Regions from separate parts of the Homo sapiens genome. Here region 1 is linked to region 2. A link is an interaction called in ENCODE POLR2A ChIA-PET data of the cell type or tissue named here. Cell type or tissue: OCI-LY7. All regions are shown on one strand. Links, peaks and the distances in the headings refer to the core of each region. The heading gives the core; the rest is flanking DNA.

Region 1 (7,461 bases), core at 656-5,655, 60 kb before region 2:
CAAAAGCCAAAATTGACAAATGGGATCTAATTAAACTAAAGAGCTTCTGCACAGCAAAAGAAACTACCATCAGAGTGAACAGGCAACCTACAAAATGGGAGAAAATTTTTGCAACCTACTCATCTGACAAAGGGCTAATATCCAGAATCTACAATGAACTCAAACAAATTTACAAGAAAAAAACAAACAACCCCATCAAAAAGTGGGCAAAGGACATGAACAGACACTTCTCAAAAGAAGACATTTATGCAGCCAAAAAACACATGAAAAAATGCTCATCATGACTGGCCATCAGAGAAATGCAAATCAAAACCACAATGAGATACCATCTCACACCAGTTAGAATGGCAATCATTAAAAAGTCAGGAAACAACAGGTGCTGGAGAGGATGTGGAGAAATAGGAACACTTTTACACTGTTGGTGGGACTGTAAACTAGTTCAACCATTGTGGAAGTCAGTGTGGTGATTCCTCAGGGATCTAGAACTAGAAATACCATTTGACCCAGCCATCCCATTACTGGGTATATACCCAAAGGACTATAAATCATGCTGCTATAAAGACACATGCACACGTATGTTTATTGCGGCATTATTCACAATAGCAAAGACTTGGAACCAACCCAAATGTCCAACAATGATAGACTGGATTAAGAAAATGTGGCACATATACACCATGGAATACTATGCAGCCATAAAAAATGATGAGTTCACAACCTTTGTAGGGACATGGATGAAATTGGAAATCATCATTCTCAGTAAACTATCACAAGAACAAAAAACCAAACACCGCATATTCTCACTCATAGGTGGGAATTGAACAATGAGATCACATGGACACAGGAAGGGGAACATCACATTCTGGGGACTGTGGTGGGGTGGGGGGAGGGGGGAGGGATAGCATTGGGAGATATACCTAATGCTAGATGACGAGTTAGTGGGTGCAGCACACCAGCATGGCACATGTATACATATGTAACTAACCTGCACATTGTACCCATGTACCCTAAAACTTAAACTATAATAAAAAAAAAATTGGGGATACTTTAAAAAAAAAAAAAAAAGAAGTAAACAACCTTGGTTTGGCTGCAGCTGTGCCACACCTGGCTCTGTGTCCTTGGACCCCACACTGCCCCTCTCCAGAGGACCTAGAAAGCCCCTTCCAGCCCCGTAATTCTACAACCACATTCCCAAGGTCTGGGAGGGAAAATGCTTTGTCAGCCCCAATTCCCCAAGTTTCTTAGAAATATTGGTGGTCATTAGTTATTGAAAGTGCCCACTGTTTATTAAGCTCTTTCTAAATGCCATAAATTACAATAAGAGATTTAAAATGCACATTCTCTAATCCAACCCTGGCCACAACCTTGTTACTATCCCCACTTGGCAGCCCAGAGCACAAAGCTCAGAGGAGTTAAGTGATCTGCCACAGGACACACAGCACTGAGGACATGGGCCTCCCCTAGATCGGGGTGGCCTCCAACGCCAGGTCTCTGCCCCTCATCACCTCTCCGCCTCACCAGTGCCCGAGGGGTGAGGACAGACCAAGGACCCAGCGGAGCAGATCCAGGCTCCCTGGAACTTCATGGAGAATGCCCTATTTTTCCCTCTGAGCAGGTGATTCTGACACACCACAACAACTACCCCTTCTCCACCGAAGACCAAGACAACGACCGAGATGCTGAAAACTGTGCCGTGCACTATCAGGGAGCCTGGTGGTATGCCAGCTGTCACCTGTCACACCTGAATGGTGTCTACCTCGGGGGGGCCCGTGACAGCTTTACAAACGGCATCAACTGGAAGTCGGGGAAAGGGAACAACTACAGCTACAAGGTGTCGGAGATGAAGGTGCGGCCCACCTAGCCCGGCGCTGAGGTCAGAGGTTCTCTCCACACACCCTGGCTGGAGGAGCGCATCCCTCAGCCCTCACCAAGAGGGCAATGTGGGGATCATGGCCCCCATCCTCATGGGAAGAGGGAGCTCCCACCAGTCCCTTATAGGCATGGCCCGCAGAGCTTTGCACCCAGTGCCAGCATCCAGCCCCCTGCCTCCCATCTGCAAGGCTAGGCGAAGCCCCAGCGTGCCTCCCTCACCGCAGCCATCAGTGCTTGCTTGCCTCACAGACAATGGTGGGATGCCATGGCCGTTTGCCCTGCCCTGACCAGTGACCACACCACTGTGCTGCTCATCCGTCCTTGCTTCCCTGTGATTTGGCCCTATGGGTGGATCAGATGCCCTAGGGCTGAGGGAGTTCCCCACTGGCTAAGACAAAGCAGGGCCACCGTGCCTGTTTGTGAATAAAGTTTTATCGGCACAGCCATGCCCATGGCTTCCATATTGTCTCTGGTTGGTTTCTATCATCCCCGGAAGCTTCCAAGTGCCAGGCAGAATAGAGTAGTTGGGACGGAGACCGTATGACTCGCAACTCCTAAATTGTGTATTAATCAGTCCTTTACAGAGAGTGTTCGCCGACCTCTGCACTCAGAGCCACCTGACCCCGGCCGCCTGGCCCCTGCTCTGCCCACTCGGCCCCCGTGCCGGGGCTTCCTGCCACCTGCCTCCTAGGGTCCCTTGGGACTCATGCATGAGAGCCTCACACGTTGTACCAAAGGTGACTGTGTGCACGTGAATCCCTCATCAAGAACAAAGCAAAGATTTGAAGGGGGCGAGTGGGTGAGAAGGATCTGGGCCCATGGGAGAGGGAAAGGTCCTCCTCCCTCAAGCGCTTCCTCTTGGAATTAGCCAGAAAGCTGAGCCCACAAAACCGTGGGTTGCATAAGGCCTGACAACACCTGTTTTCCTTCTGATCAGCCAAGTAGGCCCTCTCCTGGGACCAGCTGCCCTGAGCCCAGACCCCGCAGAGGGTGGAGGGTTCTCCCCAGCCTCGGTCTCTCTCCCGGAGAGGGCTCAGACCCCCGCAGGCTCCCTTCCCCGCCTCTGGAAATCAGGGCCCTCCCTAGGCCTCTGGCTTTGCTTTTGCTTCTGTTAGTCTCTCCGAGGCTTCCTTCTGCCTTTTCTCTGCTCGACTCAACTCTCCAGGTGGAAATGCTGGCAGGCCCAGTGCGGCTGCTTCACAGATGACTCTTCTCAACCTGTGACCTGCAGGGACCCATAAGCCTCTAGCAGAGGCCTCCGAGGGGCTGAGGCTCACAGGAGAGGGTGTGGGGAGCATGGAGGAGCCTTGGCTCCTGCCCTCAGGTGCTCCTGATGCAGGTGAGGGCTACGTGATCACAGAACAGGCCCCTCAGGTGGGCGCTGCACTGTTCCCGAGCTCCCACTGTCTGCAAGCACCCATAGCCAGCATAAGGGGGACAGATGGCTGCAGGAGGGGGGGGCCCACAAATTCCTGTTGTTAGGGGGCTTCATTCACATGGGGTGGGTTTGCCCCAGGCCTGAGAGGATGAATCGGATCCGACTCTGGTGGTCCTCCTGTCCACTCTCAGACTCCGTGGACAGCCCCTGGGCTAGGCAGGGTTCCTCTGCCCAAGGGGCAGCCTGGCCTGAAGGAGTTAATGTGGAGGTGGCTGGTGGCACCTGGCAAACCCCCCTCTGTGGGACACTGGATGCCGGTTTCCCCGAGTTCTGCTGGCTGCAGCTTCATGTGGGAGACAGCAGCCCCCAGGCCATTGCCCCCCGAGGCAGCAGGTCTCGCAGCCCCACGGTTCCGACTCCGCTGCCTGGAGCCTGGCCCACCCGGCCTAGTGTGGGTGCAGAGGTCCGTGGGCTCACTGGGAGGGCCGAGTGTAGACCTGGGCATGGCAAGGGCCAGGGGGTGCCCAGAAGTTCCCAGCCCCAGCCTTCACCCCCAGGGTGACGCCTGCCACTCCCTGCACCTTCACCACCTGGCCTCTGAGTTCAGCTGTGCCCCTCGGGGGGCCAAGCCCATGTTACCTCAGTGGAGGGAGGCCGTGCCTGAGTGGCAGCAATAAGTGCCCTCGGGGGGTGCCCTGGGTGCCTCCTGTACTGAGCCCCAAGCAGCCACGGTGAGCAAAGGAGACCCTGCCCTGAGCACAGAGCCCGGCCCTGCGGGGGGACAGCCAGCCCACCACTGACCGCACAGCCACTCCACTGTGATGAAGGAAGGGGGACACGGAGAGCACAGTATAAGCCCCCAGACTCTGAGTCGTCAGATGCTCCCAGGGGAGGGGAGATGACACTGAGCCCCAGAAGAGGGAGAGGTTTTAGGACGAAGGTGGGGTGGGAGGGAGGTGGGAGGGAAGCTGGCAGAAGGCAGCTTGTGCACTCAGAGCCTCCTCCCTTAAGCGGGTCAGAATCCTCACTGCACAGGTCTCCCCCAACACCAGCACTGGGCTCGGCGGTGCCCTCTCTCCATTCTCCACCCAGAGGCGCTGCCCTCTGACCCCAGAGTCAGGCGACCTCGTTGCCAGCACGGCCGACATGGTACAGCCCCTCAGGTTTTGGTTTCCTTGCCCAAAGTGTCTTTTGTTTTCTAATATGCCTTGTACTTATTGATTGATTGGTTGATTGAGCGCTACGAAAGCCCCTGAGTGGGCAGGCCTGGGTTTTATTACTGTTACCACTCTTCTACAATTTACTCAACGTGTGATCCCAATCAGGCAGGGCAATATTCCAGGATCGGCGCTGAGGACTGGTGGAATGAATTGTCTCTGCCATGGATTCCCGCGGCTTGGCCACTGAGTGTGGTTTTCGGGGCCTGTGGTTTCTGGGATCTGTGACTGCATCCTGGTCTGGGGGCCACTGTTTGGGCTGTCCCTGTGTCCTCCTTCTCGACAGTTGGATGGGGGGCTCATGCCTGGCATCTCGCGGGTCCCACCTGTCAGGTCATATCATCATCCTGACCAGGAAAAGGGCAGGAAGTGGAGAGGAGCGGGGCTGGGCTGTGCCGCCGCTGCGTGCTCACTCCCCTGTGACCGCACGCTGAGCCCACACCTAGTCCTCTGTTCTTCACCCCTCTCTGGCTCTGGGGCCCCAGACCCTTCGGGACCAGGGAGCTGTGTAGAGTGGGCACTGGGCTCCCTGCCCGGCCCCTGCCGAGCTCCTTCTAGGACCCGGTGCTGAGAGGGAGGATGTGGGTCTGTGGGGAGGTGGACTGGGATGGGCAGGAGTCCTGGCTGCCCCTTACCCGAGAGGAAAGAGCCATCGGAAAGCTTATGCTCTGGGTCCCACAGGATTTTCTTTTCTAAGAGCCTAGAGGGGTGTACTTGACATTGAATAAGCTACATGGCTTTGAAGTGCACAACTTGAGTAGTTTGACAGAGGATGCACCCGTGAAACCAGCACCACAATTGAGACAAGGAACAGATCTGTCACCCCCAGAAGCTTCCTCGTTGCAATCCCACCCACCCCCACCCGGCCCCACTTATCGTGTCCCCAGGCAACATCTGTGCTTTTCTCTGTCACTATAGCTTATTTTCCTAAGATTTTTTACGAGTGAAATCACATCCTATCCACTCTCTGCTGCCTGTCTTCCTCCCCCCGGCAGACCTATTTTAAGGGTCATGATGTTGTACTGTGCACAGCAGTTTGTTTCCTTTCACTGTAGTCATACTCCGTGTGTGGATGGACCACAGCTGTGTATCCATTCAGCGGAGTCGTACCCCGTGTGTGGATGGACCACAGCTGTGTATCCATTCAGCGGAGTCGTACCCCGTGGATGGATGGACCACAGCTGTGTATCCGATCAGCAGAGTCATACTCTGTGTGTGGATAGACCACAGCTATGTATCCATTCAGGTGTTGATGGACATTTAGGTTGCTTCCAGGTGGGGCCATGACAAACCAGGCTGCTATGAATCTCTGTGCACAGGTCTTTGTGTAGATATATGGTTTCATTTCTCTCGGGTTAATATCCAGGCTTGGAAATGGCTGGATTGTACGATAGGTGTATTAGCCCGTTCTCACACTGCTCGTAAAGATTGGGTAATTTATAAAGGAAAGAGGTTTAATGGACTCACAGTTCCACGTGGCTGGGGAGGCCTCACCATCATCGCAGAAGGCAAAGGAGGAACAAAGTCACGTCTCGCCGGGCAGCAGACAAGAGAGAGCGTGGTGCGGGGGAACTCCCCTTTATAAAACCATCAGATCTCGTGAGACTTGTTCACCATCACGAGAACAGCACGAGAAGACCCGCCCTCGTGATTCAGTTACCTCCTACCGGGTCCCTCCCATGACACATGGGAATTATGGGAGCTACAATGTGAGATTTGGGTGGGGACACAGCCAAACCATATCAGTGGGTATGTTTTTAACTTTTTCCAAATTGCAAAGCAGTTTTCCAAAAAGGCTGCACCGCTTAATCCAGCAGTGCAAGAGAAGCGGGTCCTCCACATCCTTGTCAGCACTGGGTACCGTCAGTCCTCTTAGGTTGAACCAATTTCACAGGGGTGTGGTGACGTCTCATCACGTTTTGTTCCCGTTTTCCTTATGACTGATGACGTTGAGCATCTTTTCATGGGCTTATTTGCTATATCCGCACATCTTCTTCAGTGAAGCATCCTTTCACATTGTGTGCCTGTTTTTTTTTAATTGGAGGGTTAGTTTTTTTTTTTACTGAGTTTGAAGAGTTATCTCTGTGTTCCGAGTACCACCCCTTTATCAAATGTATGTGATGCATGAGAGCCTATTGCTGCTGTAAGATAATTACCACAAACTTAGAGGCTTACAATCACACAAAATTATTATTTTACAGTTGTGGAAGTCAGAAGCCTAAAATCAAGTTGTTGATAGGGCTGGGTTCCTTCTGGAGGCTTCTGGGGAGAATCTGCTTCGTTGTCTTTTCCAGCTTTTAGAGGCTGCTGCGTAACAACTCATGGCCCCTCCCTTCATCTGCAAAGAGTATGTCTCCAATCTTGGCTTCTGTCCTCATTGCCTCCTTTTCCTCCCTGACCCTAACTCTACTGCTCCCCATTTAGAAGGACCCTTGGGATTACACCAGGCCCACTCAGAGAGGCCAGGATCATCTCCCCGTGTCACGACCCTTCATCTCATTTGCATTTTGCCATGTACGGTTGATGGCCTTGGGGGCCATTCTTCAGCCTACAACATATGATTTGCAAATATATTCTCTGAGTCTGTGGCTAGGAAGAGTCGACGATGTTAAGCTGCCTATTCTCCTGACATTGATCTGCAGATGCAATGCAGTCTAAATGAAAATCCCAGCAGCCCTGGGTACAAATCAGCTTCAATTTGTAATAAAACAGAGCTGCTGGGATTTTCATTTGAACTGTGGCTTTCTTTTTATTCCCTTAACACAGTCTTTTAAATGGCAGAACTTTTTTTTTGTTTGTTTGTTTGTTTTGTTTTTTGTTTTTTTTTGTTTTTGTTTTTTGTTTTTTGATATAGGATCTTGCTCTGTCACCCAGGGTGGAGTGCTGTGGCCCAATCTTAGCTCACTGCAACCTCCACCTCCCGGGTTCAAGTGATGCTCATGCCTCAGCTTCCTAAGTAGTTGGCAGTAGTTACAGGTGTGTGCCACCACACGCGGC
Region 2 (8,108 bases), core at 1,533-6,532:
TGCCAACACTACCATCCATAGACTCACGAAATGCCTTATCCACCATCATGGTATTCCACACAGCATTGCCTCTGACCAAGGCACTCACTTTACAGCTAAAGAAGTGTGGCAGTGGGCTCCTGCTCATGGAATTCACTGGTCTTACCATGTTCCCCATTGTCCTGAAGTAGTTGGATTGATAGAATGGTGAAATGGGCCAGGCGCGGTGGCTCACGCCTGTAATCTCAGCACTTTGGGAGGCCAAGGTGAGCGGATCGCCTGAGGTCAGGAGTTGGAGACCAGCCTGACCAATATGATGAAACCCTGTCTCTACTAAGAATACAAAAATTAGCCGGGCATGGTGGCATGCACCTGTAATCCCAGCTACTCAGGAGGCTGAGACAGGAGAATCGCTTGAACCCGGGAAGTAGAGATTGTGGTTAGCCAAGATTGCACCATTGCACTCCAGTCTGAGCAACAAGAGCAAAACTCCGTCTCAAAAAAAAAAAAAAAAAAAAAAAAGAATGGTGAAATGGCCTTTCGGAATCACAATTACAACGCCAGCTAGGTGACAATACTTTGCAAGCCTGGGGCAAAGTTCTCCAGGAGGCTGTGTATGCTCTGAACCTGCATCAAATATATGATACTATTTTCCCCATAGCCAGGATTCATGGCTCCAGGAATCAAGCAGTGGAAGTGGAAGTGGCACCACTCACCATCACCCCTAGTGACCCACTAGCAAAATGTTTGCTTTCTGTTCCCGCAACATTATGTTCTGCTGGCCTAGAGGTCTTAGTTCCAGAGGGAGGAACGCTGCCACCAGGAGACACCACAATGATTCCATTAAACTGGAAGTTAAGATTGCCATCTGGACACTTTGGGACAGGACCTCCTCCTGCCTCTAAGTCAACAGCCTAAGAAGGGAGTTACAGTGTTGGCTGGGGTGATTGACCCAGACCATCGAGATAAAGTCAGTCTACTGCTCCACAGCGGAGGTAAGGAAGAGTATGCATGGAGTACAGATTTCTTAGGGTGTCTCCTCTGTGATTAAGGTCAATGGGACCTCCTGCCCTGTAATTAAGGTCAATGGGAAACTACAACAGCCCAGTCCAGGCAGGACTCCAGTTGGCCCAGACCCTTCAGGAATGAAGGATTGAGTCACTCCACCAGGTAAAAAACCATAACCCAGGCCAGGTGCGGTGGCTCATGCCTGTAATCCCAGCACTTTGGGAGGCCGAGGTGGGTGGATCACCTGAGGTCAGGAGTTCGAGACTAGCCTGACCAACATGGCAAAACCCTGATTCTACTAAATACGAAAAATTAGCCAGGCATGGTGGCGCATGCCTGTAATCCCAGCTACTTAGGAGGTTGAGGCAGGACAATGGCTTGAACCTGGGAGGTGGAGATTGCAGTGAGCCGAGATCACACCATTGCACTGCAGCCTGGGCAACAAGAGTGAAACTCCGTCTCAAAAATAAATAAATAAAAAATAAGAACCACAACCCGCTGAGGTGCCTGCTGAAGGCAAAGGGAATACAGAACAGGTAGTAGAAGAAGGTAGTCATCAGTACCAGCTACAACCACGTGACTAGGTGCAGAAATGAGGACTGTAATTGTCATGAGTATTTCCTCCTTATTTTATTAGGAATATGTTTGTGCATGTATACCCTTGTACTAAGAAAATATCTTCACTTTATTTCTTCTTTTTCCTTCTACCATGTGACATAAGATTTATTGACTTCATATCAACATTTAAGTGTTGTTAACTTTATATAATATCATTTAGGTTAAGGATTAGTGTGCTTCCAGTTGTACGAAGGACAGCTATATTATGTTAGGTGTAATTATGACTTTATTATTGTCTTTATTTGAAAATTACATATGATACCAGGAGAATGTGTATGGGTTCAAGTTGACAGGGGGTGGACTTGTGATGATTAATACTGAGTGTCAACTTGATTAGATTGAAGGATGCAAAGTATTGTTCCTGGGTGTTTCTGTGACGGAGTTGGTAGAGGAGAGTAACGTTTGAGTCAGTGGACAGGGAGAGGCAGATTCACCCCCAATCTGGATGGACACCATCTAATCAGCTATGAGCGCGGCTAGAATAAAGCAGGCAGAAGAAGATGGAAGGACTAGACTTTCTGAGTCTTCCAGCCTTCATCTTTCTCCTGTGCTCGATGCTTCCTGCCCTCGAACATCAGACTCAAGTTCTTCAGTTTTTGGACTCTTGGACTTACACCAGTGGTTTGCCAGGGGCTCTCAGGCCTTTGGCCACAGACTGAAGGCTGCACTGTCGGCTTCCCTACTTTTGAGGTTTTGGGACTCAGACTGGCTTCCTTGCTCCTCAACTTGCAGATGGCCTATGGTGGGACTTCACTTTGTTATCGCGTAAGTCAATTCTCCTAATCAATTCCCCTTCATATATACATCTATTAGTTCTGTCCCTCTAGGGAACCCTGACTAATACAGGGTCTTTAGGGAGATTCCTGCAATGAGCAATGAAGTCCTTTGCAAGTTTCATCTTCCTGAGCAAGAGTCTCAAGGAACACTAAAGTTCTGCTAATGCAGACCTTGGGGGTAGATGTCCAAGTTATGGCCTCAGCAGGTGAAGCAACATCACCAAAAGCCCAGCGGAGAGCCGTGGAGTCAGGAACCGACTTAGAGTGACACCTAGAGCCAGGTTCTCCTTAAAATGTGCCACCATTGCTGGTGGAGCTTTCCAGGACCCACCGGCCCCAGTGGGCACCTGAGAGCAGCAGCTGTGTCCCCTTCACCCACCCAGAGACCTGGCTCCTCCAGGCACCAGAGCTGCCACAGGGCAGTTGGCTCCCTCCGGAGTGGGGGTTGGAACCAGTGTCGAGCCCAGGCGTATCCCCTGGGCTGGGCTATCCCCGTCCCTCTGTTGGGACACGCCCCCTCATTTTCTGCTTATCGTGTCTGGCTGGTGGTGGGAAGATGGACAGCTCGCCTGGCTGGACCCGGTGGGGCCCTCCACACATTACTCTTTAGGGTCCTGTGAGGAAGCAGAGGGCACCTTTGCTTGGCTGTGAGGACAGACTGTGCCTGCAGCCCTGCCGCTGGGGAGAGGTTCTCTGCCGAGTCAAACCAGAGCCCAGACCCCAGGAAAGGGACCAAGGGCTGCCTGCTCCACCTCTGTTTGGTTATTTCTTATTGGGGGGAAGAGGAATCCAGGACTTTCCTTGAGCAATGCCAGATGCGTCCACACCCATGGGCTTCCTCTCCTCAACCTCAGGACACACGGCCCTGCTTCCTCCTTGTGGCTAACTAGCCCCACTTCTGCCCCTGCTTCCTCCTTGTGGCTGACTAGCCCCATTCCTGCCCTAGGTTCCTCATTCTTTTCTCCAGAGAGGCACGCTCTGTCACCATGTGCCGGCTCCAGGACAGGGGTTTTCGGAAGACCCATGGAATTATTCCATCCCCAACCCCTGGGCAGGGACCCAGCAGCTCACGGAGTTGACCCAGCCTGACCCCTCACTACCTCTTCCTCACCAATATCCCACCTCGTCCAGTCCTCAGGACAGCCCAGGCCACCCCTGCCTCCTGACTCAGGCATCAGGCCCCAGCCTGGGAGCATGAGGTTTATTGAGCACCTGTTATCCCCCTGAGTGGGAGGCCTCCCAGCAGCCCCATGCCTGTGTGAGGAGCAGGGACTGTGGGTCCACACAGACCGGGGCTCTCCCCACCTGGGATGCGGGACCTTGGACCAGCTCCTGGCAGGCCATGCCAATAAGGGCAGGTGAGAGCTGCAGCCCCTTCTGCTGAGAGGGAGAGACAGCCCTGCTGAGAGTTGGGACAGTCATGCCAAGAGCAGGGAGTAGTGGTGCTGAGTTTGGGGGACAGTCATGCTGAGTTGAGGGAGAGTCGTACTGCACAGAGCAGTCTTCTCCCTCCCCTCTCCCCGTGTCCCTAGGTCCAAGCAATGGTTTCTCTTGGCCTTCCTCCCCTTTGCTCCATCTCCCAGACAAATGGCCATAGTCCTCCCAAGGGTTCTTCCAGCAAAGGGAGCCACCTGGATGGAATGCCAGTCCTCCTCGGGTCTCCAGGGAAGAGTGGGTAGATTTGCTTTCCCCACCTCCTGGTAGGTGTGCTTGGGGGGAATGCTGCTGCAGAGAGCAGGGTGCGAGGATGTTCTGGGGCTCTGCAAACACCAGCGGACACCAGAGAAGCCAAAAATCCAACCTCGAAAGGCCTGGGGCCGGGGTAGGCACCATTATCCACCAGTGCCGCGTCCCCACAGACTCCTTTCTCTCCCTCTCCCTTTATCCCACACTCCTTCTCTTTCCCTGCCTCTCCTCCATGCCTAAACAACACTTTCTTGTGTTTAGTGCATAGCTTTTTATTTTAACCATGTTCTTTCAAAATGAATCTGTGTGTGTGTATTTTTAACTTAGGTAAATGGCATCTGTGGCACCTGGCTCTGAACATTACTTCCTCCACCGAATTTGCATCATGCACGTGTGACTTTTACCATCACCCATCCTGGTGCATCTGCATTCAGCCCGACGCTTTCCACAGCCGTGCCACACTCCCCGGGCTGCACCTACTGGGTGACCCAGGTGGCCTGTAAGCCTACCTTCACTCCCAGCGCCAATGCTGCAGTGCCACCCCCGCCCCCAATCGCCGCCTCCCCCCCCTACCCGCCCCCGACGGAACCTGTGTCAGAGTCCTCCTGGCTCACACCAAGGTGGGGACTTCGAGCAGTAAAACTGGACTGTATAGAAAGGCTGTGCTCCAGTGGGGGCCGTGCTGGCTGTTTTTTTTTTTTTTTTTTTTTTTTTTTGAGACAGAGTCTCGCTCTGTCGCCCAGGCTGGAGTGCTGTGGTGCGATCTCGGCTCACTGCAAGCTCCGCCTCCCGGGTTCACGCCATTCTCCTGCCTCAGCCTCCTGAGTAGTTGGGACTACAGGCACCTGCCACCATGCCCAGCTAAATTTTTTGTATTTTTTAGTAGAGACGGGGTTTCACTGTGTTAGCCAGGATGGTCACGATCTCCTGACCTCGTGATCCACCCGCCTCGGCCTCCCAAAATGCTGGGATTACAGGCATGAGCCACCCCGCCCGGCCCGGTGCTGGTTTCTACATTTTCCCACCGACTCTTTGCACGCTCCTGCTTCCTGAGTGTGCCCGGGATTTGGAACATCTTGCTGGTGCTCATGAGCTTCACAGTGGACAACGTAACTGCTGCCCGAGTAAACTGCTCCTTCCTAGCTTTCTCTGCGGGAACTGCTGCCTTTCACTGCTCATGCCTTAGCTCTAGACATCGACCTTTGTGGGCTTCAGACATTGCAAATCTCTTCTTCCTTTCTATCAGCTCTCCGTGGACTTTGCCCCCTACAGTTTTTTGAGCTAGTAATTTTGGCTTCTAAAGTTTTCTTAGCTGAGTGTGGTTGCTCATGCCTGTAATCCCAGACCAGGTGTGTGCGTGTGACCCGTGAGGCTCTGCAGTGGAGAAGACAGACCAGGTGTGTGCCTGTGTGTGTGTGTATGTGCACGCACACCGTGCTCCCCCCTCAGAGCCTCGGTTTCCCTATGTGTAGCGAGTTTGAACCAGAATCCCAGCACTTCAGGAAGCCAAGGTAGGAGGATTGCTTGAGCCCAAGACTTCAAGACCACATGGCGAGACCCTATCCCTACAAAAAAATAAATTAGCCAGGTGTGTTGGTACATGCCAGTAGCCCTAGCTGCTCAGGAGGCTGAGGTGGGGGGATCCTTTAAGCCCAGGAATTCGAGGCTGCAGTGAGCTGTGATTATACCACTGCACTCCAGCCTGGATGACAGGTTGAGACCCTGTCTAAATAAATAAGTTTTCTTTAAGAAGGCTTTTGCAGCCCTTAAGCCCTAAAGATACTCTGCAGTCTTTTGGCTTTCTGATTTTCTACTTTTCCAATCTGGCCCTTTAATCCATGGAGTCCTCCCGTGTCTGTGACCCACAGGTGTAGAAATTCATTGCTGACCTCTATCTGCTAAGCAAACATCAACCAGACCACATGCTCCTTCCCCATTGGATTTGCAGTGTTGCCTTTGGGATTTAAGTTCCCACTTGGGTCAATGTTGGCCATGTCTCTGGGCTCTTGGTTCTAGGCCGTTGCTCTTCTTGCCAGTGCCACGTGGCATTTATTGCTGCGTCTTTGCAGGGCATCTTCCTATCTCACAAGACAAGCCCACGCCCTTTGCCCTTCTTTTCTAATGTTGAGCTAGCCATCTGAGGACCTTAACTCCTCCATCACTGCTGAGCTCCACAAGCACTCTTGATTGCGATTGCGTTGAATTTGTGGGTTCGTCTGGAGACACTCGGCATTGTCCTGACATCAGGCCGCTGCTTCTGAGAGTGTGGAGCGCGCAGAGCCCTGCCCGTCTTCAGACTGTCTTCCACATCTTGTATCAGAGTGGACATTTTTGGTTGATTCCTAGATACTTAATGAATTCTGTTCCTGTGGTGAATGGCATCTTTTTCAGAATTATATTTTCTAATTGGCATTGCTGGGGAAAAGAAATGGTTTGGACTTCTGTAGGCCCAATATGTCTAGCAGAAATAGGCCATGTATCTGTCAGTCCTACTGGTGTTTTTCTACATAGATCATTTGATTAGGAAGAAGTCAATGACTCACTAAAAACGAAGCCCAGAAAAACTAGTTCTCCATTGTCTAGAGTGGTAAGAACTCATTCTTTACACACGTGCACGAACGCACACATGAGTGCACACACACACACACACACACACAACCTGGTCTGTCTTCTCCCCTGCAGAGCCCCATGGGTCCTGCTTGGTGTTATGTCTCGTGCTCCATTCACAGCACACCAGGGACACAGGTAGCAGAGCTCAAGCCTGCTTGAACAAACAGGCCAGGTATTCATAGAGTTCTGGTAGCAAGGGAGTAAATTCTGCCCGATTTCTTTCCTCCAGCCTCAGAGGTGTCTTCTTCCTCTTCCTGGAGTGACTGGGGGGTGGCTACCAAGTTTGAAAGGCAAAAGCCGACCCAGCAGACCCAGTTCCCTGCCCCTGGTAGCCTCTCCAGAGGGCACCTGATGGCAGGCCCCTCTGGAGGATGGGTGCCTCCTGCCAGATAAACTCCCTGACTCCAGATAGTCCAGGCTGCAGTGCCCAGTGGCAGCCCAGGCCAGGGAAAGGGTGGGCGAGAAGCCAGGGCTCCAGTACAGCTTTGAGCAAGCTCTGCAACAGGACGGACTCCAACCATTGAGACCAGATGACCTTTCAGAGCCTTCTCTGCTGAAGCTGACTCTCCTCTCCACCCCCTGACCCCCCACCCTGCCCCGCTGGCTCCGTCTTCCAATTCCAGGAGTCACTGTCGCCGTCAGCTGGTGACCCTGCCACTACTCAGGCCTCATGGGCAGGCAAGGGTCCCCCGGCTCTTGTGTCAGGATCTCCTTTGCAGTAAGAGATCCTAACATCTGTAGAGAATGGGTTCAGCAAAAGGCACACCTGCCAACAGGGTGGTTTGTTCCAGTGCTCAAGGCAAAGCCGACCAATAACATGCTTAGGACGTGGGAATGTGAGATGGGGCAGCTGTGGTAGAAACAGGCTGGCAGCTCCTCCAACAGCCCCCAGCAGCAACCTTGGGAATATACCCAAGAGAAATGAAACAGGCCTCCACACAAACCCCCGCACAAGCACGTTCATAGTAGCACACTTCACAATCCCCAAAAGGTGGAGGTGACCCAGGTACCCTCAACAGAAAGGGATGAACACAGTGTGGTCTCCCCACAGAGGGGAGAGTCCTTCCCCGTTTCCTCTGTCCCCGTGCTGTCACCTCCTCCCTGCCCAGATCCCTGGGCTGGCAGCAACATTGCCCTTTATAAAGCCCCCTACCAGCTACAAAAGGTGAGGTGCTTATCAGCCCTTATGAGGGAGCAGAGGGCAACAAGAGTGAGCCACGGAAGGCAGGGAGCATGGGTCCAGGCAACAACAGGGCAAGCCCTCCTAACATGCCCCACATGAGAAGCCAGGCCACACAGCCCAGGATTCCACTGACGGGAAATCGCCACAATGGGCCGATTGACAGACAGAGAGAACATTCCTTGTGGCCAGGGGATGAGAAGAAGGGTGGCAGGGGGGTAACAGCCAAAGGGTCCAGGGTTTCTTTTAAG

What was found. ChIA-PET counts read pairs that join two places held together with the same protein. Peaks named below come from ENCODE experiments on the same cell type or tissue, not always from the same donor. Only the 100,000 strongest peaks of a DNase experiment are listed, where the experiment ranks them.
Region 1: POLR2A ChIA-PET joins it to region 2 with 5 read pairs; 2 of 35 experiments call an interaction of 5 or more read pairs at or near these places.

The regions. Positions count from the first base shown.
Region 1 is chr9:134,866,618-134,874,078 of GRCh38, forward strand. LOC101448202 (a long non-coding RNA gene) reads right to left here and starts at 6,001. Exons shown (of 2, transcript NR_103451.2): 1 at 5,932-6,001. It also overlaps a transcript of FCN2 not described here. RefSeq lists silencers at 5,871-6,044, 6,152-6,352. In OCI-LY7, for the core only: no CTCF peak of the experiment used is centred there; DNase peaks (open chromatin) are centred at 1,774, 2,574 and 3,054; H3K4me3 peaks cover 1,117 bases; H3K27ac peaks cover 2,004 bases.
Region 2 is chr9:134,926,120-134,934,227 of GRCh38, forward strand. No RefSeq gene overlaps it. Among named protein-coding and RNA genes, the nearest start is that of FCN1, 12 kb to the left of the region's middle. RefSeq lists enhancers at 2,393-3,251, 3,252-4,109, 6,918-6,977 and a silencer at 4,590-4,709. In OCI-LY7, for the core only: CTCF peaks have their summits at 5,319 and 5,580; DNase peaks (open chromatin) are centred at 3,272, 3,670, 4,502 and 5,382; H3K4me3 peaks cover 2,882 bases; H3K27ac peaks cover 4,146 bases.